Linked DNA regions of Homo sapiens: regions 2 and 3 are each linked to region 1. The links are chromatin contacts, found by Hi-C or POLR2A ChIA-PET in ENCODE. All regions are on one chromosome and are shown on one strand. Each heading gives the region's core, a stretch centred on a gene start or an enhancer-like site at or near the end of the contact. The rest is flanking DNA. Distances are from core to core; before and after follow the strand shown. Region 1 has its middle 14 kb from the start of BSN-DT. Region 2 holds the start of IP6K1 (inositol hexakisphosphate kinase 1). Region 3 holds the start of GMPPB (GDP-mannose pyrophosphorylase B).

The links. Hi-C counts contacts between places; a loop is a spot of excess contacts on that map. ChIA-PET counts read pairs that join two places held with the same protein, here RNA polymerase II (POLR2A). Pooled maps may share reads with other maps.
Region 2: a map of ascending aorta shows a loop between it and region 1 (3-fold over the local background). The contact joins the promoter of IP6K1 here to the enhancer-like site in region 1. A Hi-C loop is called at or near these places in 1 of 168 maps with a recorded cell type or tissue (ascending aorta), 2 of 37 single-sample maps with no recorded cell type and 16 of 50 pooled maps. POLR2A ChIA-PET finds 5 or more read pairs at or near these places in 5 of 52 experiments (H1, HEK293T, activated CD4-positive, alpha-beta T cell and 2 more).
Region 3: a map with no recorded cell type shows a loop between it and region 1 (7-fold over the local background). The contact joins the promoter of GMPPB here to the enhancer-like site in region 1. A Hi-C loop is called at or near these places in 1 of 168 maps with a recorded cell type or tissue (CD8-positive, alpha-beta T cell), 6 of 37 single-sample maps with no recorded cell type and 16 of 50 pooled maps. POLR2A ChIA-PET finds 5 or more read pairs at or near these places in 13 of 52 experiments (CD4-positive, alpha-beta memory T cell, CD8-positive, alpha-beta T cell, HepG2 and 7 more).

Annotation. Positions count from the first base shown.
Region 1 is chr3:49,538,020-49,541,971 of GRCh38, forward strand. No RefSeq gene overlaps it. Among named protein-coding and RNA genes, the nearest start is that of BSN-DT, 14 kb to the right of the region's middle. RefSeq lists a silencer at 1,944-2,173. Within about 2 kb of position 1,837, at least 24 of the 41 ENCODE cell types and tissues checked have a DNase peak (open chromatin) inside an H3K27ac peak, as active enhancers do; they include CD8-positive, alpha-beta T cell and ascending aorta, where a contact is called at or near this core.
Region 2 is chr3:49,784,717-49,788,668 of GRCh38, forward strand. IP6K1 (inositol hexakisphosphate kinase 1) reads right to left here and starts at 1,826. Exons shown (of 6, transcript NM_153273.4): 1 at 1,638-1,826. RefSeq lists silencers at 1,440-1,789, 2,525-2,689, 3,470-3,679 and enhancers at 1,504-2,193, 2,280-2,349.
Region 3 is chr3:49,722,334-49,726,285 of GRCh38, forward strand. GMPPB (GDP-mannose pyrophosphorylase B) reads right to left here and starts at 1,618. Exons shown (of 9, transcript NM_021971.4): 1 at 1,265-1,618; 2 at 1,059-1,139; 3 at 921-969; 4 at 639-781; 5 at 263-421; 6 at 99-177; 7 at 1-25. The coding sequence starts at 1,393. IP6K1 (inositol hexakisphosphate kinase 1) reads right to left here. Exons shown (of 6, transcript NM_153273.4): 6 at 1,961-3,952. RefSeq lists an enhancer at 922-1,021 and a silencer at 1,662-2,111.

The DNA.
Region 1 (3,952 bases), core at 587-3,086:
TTTTTTTCTTTTTTTCTTTTTTTTTTGAAAGTCTTGCTCTATGGCCCAGGCTAGAGTGCAGTGTTGTGATTTTGGCTCACTGCAACCTCTGCCTCCGGGGTTAAGGCGATTCTCATGTCTCAGCCTCCCAAGTAGCTAGGACTACAGGCACGTGCTACCACACCCAGCTAATTTTTGTATTTTTTTTAGTAGAGATGGGGTTTCGCCATCTTGGCTAGGCTGGTTTCGAACTCCTGACCTCAAGTAAGTGATCCTCCCGCCTTGGCCTCCCAAAGCGCTGGGATTTCCTTTTTTTTTTTTTTTTTGAGACGGAGTCTCGCTCTGTCACCCAGGCTGGAGTGCAGTGGTGCCATCTTGGCTCACTGCAACCTCCGCCTCCCAGGTTCAAGCGATTCACCTGCCTCAGCCTCCCAAGTAGCTGGGACTACAGGTGTGTGCCACCACGCCTGGCTCATTTTTTGTATTATTATTATTATTATTATTATTATTATTATTTTGAGATGGAGTCTTGCTCTGTCACCCAGACTGGTGCAGTGGCCCAATCTCAGCTCACTGCAAGCTCCACCTCCTGGGTTCATGCCATTCTCCTGTCTCAGCCTCCCGAGTAGCTGGGACTACAGGTGCCCGCCACCACGCCCGGCTAATTTTTTTGTATTTTTAGTAGAGACGGGGTTTCACCGTTTTAGCCAGGATGGTCTCGATCTCCTGACCTTGTGATCCGCCTGCCTTGGCCTCCCAAAGTGCTGGGATTACAGGCGTGAGCCACCGCGCCTGGCCTGGGATTTCAATATCTTAAAAATCCAAATCCATTGGTGACTCTTTCCCTGTTTTGCTCACCTTCCTCACAACTACCTTGAGGCAAAGTCACTGAGGCCCAGAGAGGGCAAGGGAGTTATTGGTCTGGGTCTTGTGGCTAGTGTGAGGCGTGTTCAGTTCTAAATATGACCCAAACACTTTAGGTTTTATTATTATTATTATTATTATTATTATTATTATTATTATTATTACTACTACTACTATTATTATTTTGAGACAGCGTCTTGCTCTGTCGGCCAGGCTGGAGTGCAGTGGCACCATCTCGGCTCACTGCAACCTCCACTTCCCGGATTCAAGCGATCCTCCTGCCTCAACCTCTGGAGTAGCTGGGATTACAGGCATCCGCCACCACGGCCGGCTAATTTTTGTATTTTTAGTAGAGACAAGGTTTCACCATGTTGGCCAGGCTGGTGTTGAACTCCTGACCTCAGGTGATCCACTCACCTCGGCCTCCCAAAGTGCTGGGATTACAGGCGTGAGCTACCGTGCCCGGCCAGGTTTAATTCTGATGATGAAATTCTGTTCCTGTTGTAGAGCAGCAAAGAATTATTTGAAGCACCTATGGAGAAATGCTGGGTACCATTTCCCTGTGGGGACCCTAGAAGATCTAGAGGAGGTTCGGCAAGAGGTTCAAAGTGGGGGCTCCCATCAGCTGGAGTTCGGGTGCTCCTGCAGGAGGGGCCCTCCTAAGGACAGCCTAGGGCATGGGCAGCATGAAGACCGGGTTGCTGGGGCCCTGGTTAGCCCCACTACCCCCAGTTTTGGTGGCGATTATCCTAGAGTCTCAGTTCGGGTCAGACGAATTGTTCTGTCCATGTCCCTGTGAAGGCTCCGTGTGGCGAGACGCAGGGCCTTGGGCAGGTTCGGGCTGGGGATAGGGAGAGCTCCCAACCTTGGTAGTGGCTCCAGATGCCCCCCAGGTGAGCCCAGCAGAGTGGACTGCCAGGAGCAGCTCTGGGCCGAAGAGGGAGACAGTGTCCGCGGCCTCCCAGGAGGTGGCGCCAGAGGATTAAGTCGCCAGCGGTGGGCGGGGCTGAAGAGTCGGGCTGTGGGCGGGGCTAATAACGCCGCCAGCTCCCGGAAAGCGCTAGCCTCCGGAGGCCGGCCGTGGGTCGAGCTGAGGCCGCTCGGGAGCGGACGAAAATCTCCGGCAGCGCGGGGCCGAGCGGGGCTGTGGGCAGGGCTAAGGCCGTGGGGCCGGCGGGCGGGCGGGGCGAAGCCCGCGAGTAGCCCAACCGCGGGGAGCCAGTCCGAGCGCGGCCGCTAGCTGGTGGTGTAACTAGACTTGTCTTCTCTCCACCACTGCCGCACAGTCCCTGAGGGCATCGGGGCGAGTGTAGCTGCAACTGGGGAGCCTGTGATTCGCCAGTGCCCTTCTCCCTAGGCAAGGGAAGCGAGCAGGCAATAAGAGGGGCGAGTCTGGGGCCCAGGCTTCCGCTACCGAGACCCCAGTCAGCAAACCTTTAATTCAGAGGTGGGGAACCAATAAGGAGCCCTCCTGTGCGTACTCCCTCGCCTTAGCGTTTGCCTGCCTCCAGGCCCCGTGCCCCGCGGAGCCAGCGCGGGACCTGCACACGGTATAGATAGAGCTCAGCGCTTGCAGGGCCTCTCTGTCTCTCCTTCCTCCAGCCAGAGAGCTCCTGAGGGCACCGCCTAAAGGGGGTAGCCTGATAGGGTACTGTGAGATCTGGGAGGGTACTGGATGGAGATGAGGTGCCTCCACTTGTGTGATTGGGTCCCCCTGCTTGGCACTAGAAGCAGACGTGGGATGAGGCTGCTGGCGACTTACTCTTTCCCTGAGTGGGGGTACCCTGAAACCCCAGGAAACACCTTTCCCAAAGCAGTCTTCACAGCTCTAGGCATGCATTGGAACAGCAGGGACATCCAGTTGGGAGCTGGCCAGGGCCAGGGCTGAGGGTGCTGTTGTCTTCTGTCCGCATGGTGTCGCATCCTTAGGCTATAGAGGGCAAAACCAAGTTTGGAGCCTGCCAAAATGGTCCAGAGCTCACGCCAGACCAGCTCCCTTTCTAGGGAATTGGAGCCAGTAGTCTAGGATCACTTCCCACTTCCGTTGCAAAAGGTCTTGAGAGAGGCCGGGCCTAGCGGCTCACGCCTGTAATCCCAGCACTTTGGGAGGCCAAGGCGGGTGGATCACCTGAGGTTAGGAGTTCAAGACCAGCCTGGCCAACATGGTGAAACCCCGTCTCTACTAAAAATGCAAAAACTAGCCAGGTGTGGTGGTGCACACCTGTAGTCCCAGCTACTCGAGAGGCTGGGGCAGAAGAACCGCTTGAACCCGGGAGGTGGAGGTTGCAGTGAGCCGAGATCTCGCCACTGCATTCTAGCCTGGGCGAAACTCTGTCATACAAAAACAAAAACAAAAACAACAAAATCAACGTTCAGTTGGGACTTACTGACATTATAAAACCTAAACAGTTAATTTTCTTCTGCACCGTGGCCTGGCCACAGTACAAACTGGATAATGTCAGTTACTGAGTTACTGGCCGGAAAGTGGCACTTTCAAGCCCCAACTTCAATGCAATCGTTTTTTTTTTTTCTTTTTTTTTTTTTTGAGGCGGAGTCTCGCTCTGTCATCCAGGCTGGAGTGCAGTGGTACAATCTCAGCTCACTGCAACCTCTGCCTTCCAGGGTCAAGAGATTCTTTTGCCTCAGTCTCCCTAGTAGCTGGGATTACAGGTGTGTACCACCACACCCAGCTAGTTTTTTGTATTTTTAGTAGAGATGGGGTTTCGCCATGTTGGCCAGGCTGGTCTCAAACTCCTGACCTCAGGTGATCTGCCCGCCTTGGCCTCCCAAAGTGTTGAGATTACAGGCGTGAGCCACAATGCCCAGCCCAAACAATCTTTTTTTTTTTTTGAGATGGAGTATCGCTCTGTCACCAGGCTGGAGTGCACTCCACAATCTCGGCTCACTGCAACCTCTGCCTCCCAGGTTCAAGCGATTCTCCTGCCTCAGCCTCCCGAGTAGCTGGGGCTACAGGCACGTGCCACCACGCCCAGCTAATTTTTGTATTTTTAGTAGAGAAGGGGATTCACCGTGTTTGCCAGGATGGTCTTGATCTCTTGACTTCATGATCTGCCCACTTCGGCCTCCCAAAGTGCTGGGATTACAGGCA
Region 2 (3,952 bases), core at 576-3,075, 250 kb after region 1:
CGGGTTGATCATGAGGTCAGGAGTTCGAGACCAGTCTGGCCAACATAGTGAAACCCCGTCTCTACTAAAAATACAAAAATTAGCCAGGTGTGGTGGCACGTGCCTGTAGTCCCAGCTACTCGGGAGGCTGAGGCAGGAAAATTGCTTGAACCAGGGAGTCAGAGGTTGCAGTGAGCCGAGATGGCACCACTGTACTCCAGCCTGGCAACGGAGCAAGACTCCATCTCAAAAAAACAAAACAAAACAAAACAAAACAAAAAGTGCACAAAGTATTGTCGCTTGACTTCTTAGTCATCTCATGCAGGCATATTCTATGACCACATACAAGAAGACTGTACAAAGAACCAAAGAGGCCACAGGTCAAGAGAAATGTGTTTTGGAGCAATGAGAACTCTTCCTAGACCTGCACACTCTACTGAGGATCTCCAACTTGCCCAAATTCACAGGAAAGGGGCTTGAAGGTGTTTTCACTGAGCAAGATAATTTTAGTACTGTTAAAAGTTAATTTGCGCCGGGCATAGTGGCTCACACTTGTAACCCCAGCACTTTGGGAGGCCAAGGGGGGTGGATCACGAGGTCAGGAGTTCGAGACCAGCCTGGCCAACATGGTGAAACCCCGTCTCTATTAAAAATACAAAAATTAGCCGGGCATGGTGGCGCGTGTCTGTAGTCCTACCTACTCGGGAGGCTGAGGCAGGATAATCGCTTGAACCCGGGAGGTGGAGGCTGTGGTGAGCCGAGATCGCGCCACTGCACTCCGGCCTGGGCAACAGAGCGAGAGACTCTGTCTCAAAAGAAAAAAAAGAAAAAAAACAGTTAATTTGCCAGTTCCATATCATCCACAACAAAAACAAGTTTCTTTTTCCGATTCTAAGACACTCCTACGTTTCCTTTGTCTCCTATGGCGAGCATCCCTTTAGGAGATAAAATCAAGTCATCACCATAATACTCACTTTCTCCTAAAGCAAAAAGAGGAAGACATTACCACTCTCCAAAAAGTGGTGGTGAAGAACCAAAGAAATTATGTTCCAAAATAAAACTCAGCCATTATGGACATTTAACCAGGTTCTTTGCGAGGAAAACGGTGAGCTTCGAGGTACACGTGAGGTTCCGAACGGGTCTCAGGAAGCAGCAGCCAGGCAGAGGGTCCCCCTTGCCATAATCATAGGGCCGTGACACCGGCCTGCCTGGCTCGCGGGGGCTTTGGCTTGCTTCGTCTAGTCTTAGCATCCAGCGTCCTGAAAATCACTCGCAGGAACGCTATCTAAGAAAGAGGTAAGTCTATTTCTCAGCCAGGAGCAACATAACTCCCAGGAGAGCATCAGGGTGGCACCGGACACACTTTAGCGCTCCGGATCAGCGGAGTCCAGAGCTTCGGTCAGAGAAGCTGGTTTCCCGCTACTAGCCGGCCAACCCTCAGGCACTGGCGCTCTCCGTCCTCCACACCGGCTGTCCCCCCGGCTTCGGTGCCAGCATCTGGGAGGCTCGGCGGGCGGCCGGTCAGGACGCTCGAGCGATGTTCCAGTGATGGCCCCACCGGAGCCCCGACCCCACACGCGCCCACTCCAACCCCGCGCCCGCCACCGCCCTCCCCGCGGGCGTCAGGCCGGTCTATCGGCCCGGCTCCTGTCACTCACCTGCCCGGCCCGGGCACCGAGCGCCCACGGCTCCCTACGGGAGCTGGGCCCCCCGGGCCTCCAGGTTTCGGCCCGCCCCCTGGCAGGCAGCACAGGTGGCTGAGCACCGCTACAGCGGCCTCTCACCGGCCGCTTGGTCCAGCTCCCGGCGCTGCCCACTGGGTACGGATCAACAACAAGATGGCGGCTAGCCGAGGGGGCGGGGGCCGGGCGTCATAGTAACCAGGACTGCAAAGAACCCGCCCCCGAGGGGGTGCTATCCCCAATCAACAGTCTTTTTGCTCGTCGCCAGGGGAAGTGCTTCCTGCTGACAGGTCAGCTCACGTGTCAGTCAGAGTCTGCCTCTCAGGGCCTCTGCCGAAAGCGTGGGGCACGTGACTGTGACGGCATGGGTTGGCGCATGCGCTTCGTTCCCGGAGTGGCTGGCGGCGGAGTTTTCGCTGGCTACTACGAGGCCGGAGCGCCCTTGGCCTCTCTGCGTCCCTGGCCCTCGTGCGGTACCGGCGGCGTCTTGTCATACACTTGCGCACACACAGGGAATCTCAGCGGTGTGCTATTCGTTTTTTTGTCCCCCACTCTGGGAGAAGGGGGGTGCAGCCCCCAGTTCACTCTGGAGAGGAAACTGAGGCTCAGAGAGGGGAGGCCGAGCCAAGGTCACGCCACCTCTAGAAATGGAGGTGCTGGGTCTCGCACCTCCTCCTGCTGGTTTCAGAGTGTGAGGAGCCTCTATCCCAGCTTCCCACGCTTTGTCCCTTACTAGCCTCGAGGTACCGCAGTCTGTGCTGCCACAGCAGCCTCTGGCTCATTGCCCATGCTTTCCTGCCTGAGGTTTAGAGCCTAGCACAAGTCCTGACACACAGCGGGCACTCCCTTTTCTCTTCCCTAGAGCATCTTGTCTTGAGATCCTGTGACAGCATCTTTTGCCCTGGACTGTCATGACCGGCCTCCCAAGCAGACTAATGGTCCCAGGAAGATGGTCACACCTTGCTCCCCATACAGAACACCTAACTCTGGGCTTGGCTTCAGGCTTAGAACAACAGATGAAGTTACGTGGCCTGGGCCCACACCCAAATGCCCCAACTAGCTAACTCTGACTTTTGAGCCTTAGCCTCTCTTTAGCTTTGGTTGTCCCATCTGTAAAATGAAGATAAAAGTGGAGCTTCTCAGAGGAAGATTTAATGAGCCCTCAGAGCAGGGGAAGAACTCAGGAAAAATCTGCCTACAACCACTTCCTGGAACAACCTGCTTCCAAGTTGCTGTTCCTGAGGCGTGCCTTAAAACACTAACTTTGGTGGAAGCCCCATGAAGCGTTTTTGTTTTGCTTTGTTTTGTTCCCACAGAAGGCTTTCAGCTTCTTCCTGGCCCTGGGATACCATAACTGGTTCAGAAGGGGAGGTCCTCCTAGCTAGGCGCAGTGGCTCATGCCTGTAATCCAGCACTTTGGGAGGCCAAAGAAGGTGGATCACTTGAGGTCAGAGGTTCGAGACCAGCCTGGCCAAAATGGTGAAACCCTGTCCCTACTAAAAATACAAAAATTAGCTGGACGTGATGGCAGGTGCCTGTAATCCCAGCTACTCAGGAGGTTGAGGCAGGAGGATCACTTGAACCTGGGAGGCAGAGGTTCAGTGAGCTGAGATCACGCCACCACACTCTAGCCTGGGTGACAGAGCAAAATTCTGTCTCAAAAAAAAAAAAGGGAGGTTCTCCAGTACCCTGAGGGGGTTCAGGCCCACAGACTCAACAGACGAGTAAAGACTGTGATAACTTGGATTTACCACAGTAAGGTCCTCTTGGAGAGCTGGCAGAAGCCTGAGACCTGATGTCAGGTTGGGCATGGAGAGTGGGCCAACACTGCATCCAGCAAGACCTGCCCACCAGCAGATTGCTGCAGGCCACTTGGCTACATGCAATAGCTCAGGTCAACACAGGGAGATGTGAGAGCAGAGGAACCAGAAGAAACAGATCAGGAAGAAAAGCCAACAACCCTCAAAAGGGGGATTCTGCTAATCCTCCAGGACCAGCCATGCCACAGGATTCTCAAGTCTGCATCACCCCTCACCGCAGTGCAAAAGCTCCAGATCCTTCCCAAGAAAACCTCCACATACAGTTGGCAAATTGCCCTGAAGTTTGATGGGACCCTCAAAAAGCAACAGTGGTATAACTACTGTGGATAACAGTTCGGAGGTTCCTCAGAAAACTAAAAATACAGCTACCACATGATCCAGCAATCCCACTGCTGGGTATGTACCCAAAGGAAAGGAAATCAGTATATCAAAAAGATATCTGCACTTCCATGTTTGCTGCAGTGCCATTCA
Region 3 (3,952 bases), core at 368-2,867, 180 kb after region 1:
GGCTGCCCAATGTCCATCCAGAAGCCTGTAGGGAGGGATGCATCAGGGGCCTCAGCCCAGCCACAGACCACCCCCACCCTGTGGCCTCCCTGCCTCACCCTGTAACTCCATGGCATATAGCTGCCCCTCCTTGGCCATAATGGGGAAGACCTCCTTCTCAATGGACGTAGGCTGCAGCTGTGGGAGTGGGCAGCTTGTGAGCAGGGTCATGGCGGTGATGGCCTGCCCCACCCCAGCCCACCAACAGCTGTCTCCTACACACCTGGATGCGCTGCAGCACTGCAGGGCTCAGGATGTACATGCCTGCGTTGATCTTATTGGACACAAACACCTGTGGCTTCTCCACGAACCGGTGAATGCGGCCTGTGTCAGCCTCACACACCACCACACCGTACTTGGAGGGTTCCTCCACCTTGGTCACCTGAATGCAAGGAAGGGGACCTCGGACCTAGTCCAGTGTTCCTAAGCCTTGATACACATGCCGTTCCAGATCTCAAGAGACTCTGCCCCAAGTGCTTAAAGATACATACTGCACAGCTCTGTATCCATAACATCCGAAGGCAGATGAAGGCTAGGGGGCATGGGAGGCTGGGCATGGAGGGTGAAAGTGTCAAGAGAGAGAAGACCTGGCGCCTTACCAGGATGGAGCCCTCCTGGCCATGGTGCCGGTGGAACTGCACCATGGCTTGGAAGGGGAAATCGCAGATCACGTCACTGTTGAGGACGAAGAAAGGGTCTGCAGTCTCAGAGAGTAGGTCACGGGCCAGCGCCAGGGGCCCAGCTGGGGGAAGGGGACAGGTCACCACCTTGCTGGAGGTCTGAGTCCCTGGATTCAGGCTCAGCAGGCCCACTCCAGGCTGGGTCTTACCCTTTTCCTGGCCTTAAACCCTCCCCCAAGGGACCTTTCTGCCTCTACTGACCTGTCCCCAAAGGCTCCTCTTCATGGGACATGGAGATTCGGATTCCCAGCTGGAAGGAAGAGGCCCCCCCAGTCAGGTTCTACCAGGATGGGAAGTTGGGCGGGGACCGAGAATAAGGGCCAAGAGTCTGTGCCTCACCCTCTGCTCCTGTGCCTTCATTTCCTTCTCCAGCACCTGCGACATGTAGCTCACGGCCAGGATCACGTGGTCCACGCCTGCCTGTCAGAACGCAGGCCGACGGGCGGGCTCAGTCAGAAGGTACGGGAGCCCCTGACCCCTAGTCGCTGGCCATCCCTAGTCCCGCCAGATCCGAACGCGACTCTGATCCCGACCCAGGGTCTTACCGCGGCTAGCGCCTCCACTTGGTGCAGCAAGATGGGCTTATTGCAGAAGTCCACCAGTGGCTTCGGGGTGCTCAGCGTCAGCGGCCGTAGCCGCGTCCCATAGCCCCCCACTAAGATCAGTGCCTTCATCGCGCCTGCGGACGTTGAGGGGGTGTCCCGGGCTCTGAGGTGCCTGCAGCCCGCCTGGCCGGTCCCTGCCGCGCACTCCCAACGCCGTGCCCGGCCCCGCGCCCTTCACCAACCCGCCTGACAGACTCTGGCTCCACCTCGTCCGCCCGGTCGCCCTGACGCCGGATCCAGGGCCGCCACAACACAGAACGCGACACCGGGTAGACGGCTGCTGGCCCCGAACTCAGGCCGGACCCGGCGCGGGCAGTGACGCGACCACCGCGGGCCAATCGGCTGCCGCGTACGTGGCACGGCCGCCGGCGTCGGAACGTTGGAGCGCAGCGCTGCGACAGACGTAGCCAATGAGCGCCCGAGTACGCCGGGCTGCCATGGAGACCCGGGCCGGGACCCGCGGGTCAGCTGGCCATTGGCGGATCCAAAGGCGGAACTGGCGCCAAGGGCGAGGCCTTGTTCCCTGCTTCGCCGCGGTCCAGCAGCCGCCGGCCCCGCCCCACGGCCCCGGCCTCGCCCCGAGGGTGACCAGGGAAGGCTCCCGGGCCACGGGATTTTCACAAAGACAGACTCGCCTCCGTTTCTAGCGGCTTTATTTTTGACATACACGACCTCAGACACAAGCGGGGCGGGCAGCGCTAGGTGTACAGAAAGGAGCGGGCTCGGACCGAGCACCCCCTCCCCCGCACGCAAGGTCCAAAGCAAACGCAACTGCGGCGGGAGCCACCGGCGCAGGCCTCGGGCGGTGGAGACAGGCTTAGCTTCCAGGAAAGAGCAGCAGAGAGCGATTCCCAGAACGCGAGGGCTTACAGTTCCCCGAGAAGCAAAAGAACCAGGTCCTTCCCAGGGTTCTCCATTATTTTTTCCTCATTAAAATATATTTTAAGTCAGCACAAACATAACCAAATTGTACAGCTTTAAAGTTCAAAGCAGTCTGCATCTAGGGAACGTGCATGTGGTCAGGAGTGAGCGCGTGAGCAGCGGCTACGTAACTAGCACAGGTGCCAGGCCCCTTGATGGGAATCCCCATGCTCACTGCACAGGCCCAGAGAGGGAGGGGTGGGGTCCCTGGCAAGTTGCTACACTGGTCCCCTTCCTCTTTTAAGCACCACCCGTCCCACCCCACCCTCAGGGGCTGGTGTCAGCTTGGCCCAGGGAAGCACTATAGAGAGGGCTCACCTGAGCACCCCAACCCATGATCCCATGTTGCACTTTGTTCCCAAGTTGGGGCTAAGAAGGCTGGGCCTGGCAGGGACAGGGCTCTCTGGCATGGGGCAGGGAGAAAGCAGTGGCAGACAGTATGCACACACACTTGCCCACTACCATTAAATAACAGGGCTGGGTCTCCAGGTGTCCAAAGTGCTGAAAAGAGGGGCCCTGCTCTAAGGGAGCAGCAGCAAATCCCAGGCCTTCCCACTCTTTGTAGTGCCAGGAAAATACTGAATGTAAGTGGGTGCAGCTTTGCTCGCTGTGAGGAGCAGCAGAATGCGGCAGCCTCTCCTCCCAGAATCGAGGAATCTGGGAGGCACAGGACATCCCCAAAAGGTCCCAAACAGTTCCAGACCCTATGTCTTACCCTCCACCCTACCAGGGAATGACTATCTACACTAATGAAGGGCTACTGCCCCCATGGCTGAAGCCACAGAATGGTACAGGAGAGAAGACTGTAATTTGTGACCAGAAACAGGCAAGCTGTCCCTCCCAGCCCCAAAGAATGGGAACCTGCCCACCAGTGGCACCAGGGCTGGGGGCTAGGAGAGATGGCATCCATCAAGGAGCCCTTAAGAGGCTGCATCTTTAAGGACCAGGAAATGAGTCCATCAGTTACCAAGGCTTCTCACAGCTGGCAGGCTTACCTTTAAAGCCAAACAGGCACTTGCCTAAAGTGACAATGAACAGTGTGGCCCTAGGCTCAAAGGAGAGGGTGCTAACCTTGGCAATGGCTGAAATCGGTGTCACCTCCTGGCCATCTGTTAGAAGCAGCAGATCTGTGCCATTAAGGGCTGGCAGCCAAAATGACTAAAACCATGAGAAAGGAAGGGTCACTCCTCAAGCCCTCACTGCCCCACTCTAAGGGTTGAGGGCCATATTCTAGGCCCACAGAAATGGTGCTGGGTCAACAGGGAAACACCAATTTATTCTGCTATCAGGTCTTTATAAAAAGGCAACACCTGTGGAGGAAGGGCATGGGGCAAAAGCTCACCTCAGAAGTGGAAGTGTTCTGCTGAGGAAAGCATGAAGGAATGAGTATATACTAATGAACAAGGCTACACCCCAGGGGAAGGATCCCAAGGGACGGGCTGGCAGCCGGACACATGGACAAACTGATGGACCCAGGACTGATCAGACAAAGCTCTCATTAGCAGAATGTGGGCACCTGCACCCAGGGCCCATACCACGTCCCTGTGAGCAAAAAAGCTTAAAGTTCTCCCTCCAGGCCCAGGGCCAAGAGCGCCTCACAAAGGGCTGCTGCCTTGAACTTGGCCTGGGGAAATGAGACCCTGAGCGGACCACAGCCCTTGAGCCCTGGGAGGAGCAGCCCATCCAGCAGCAGCACAGCTGCCGAAA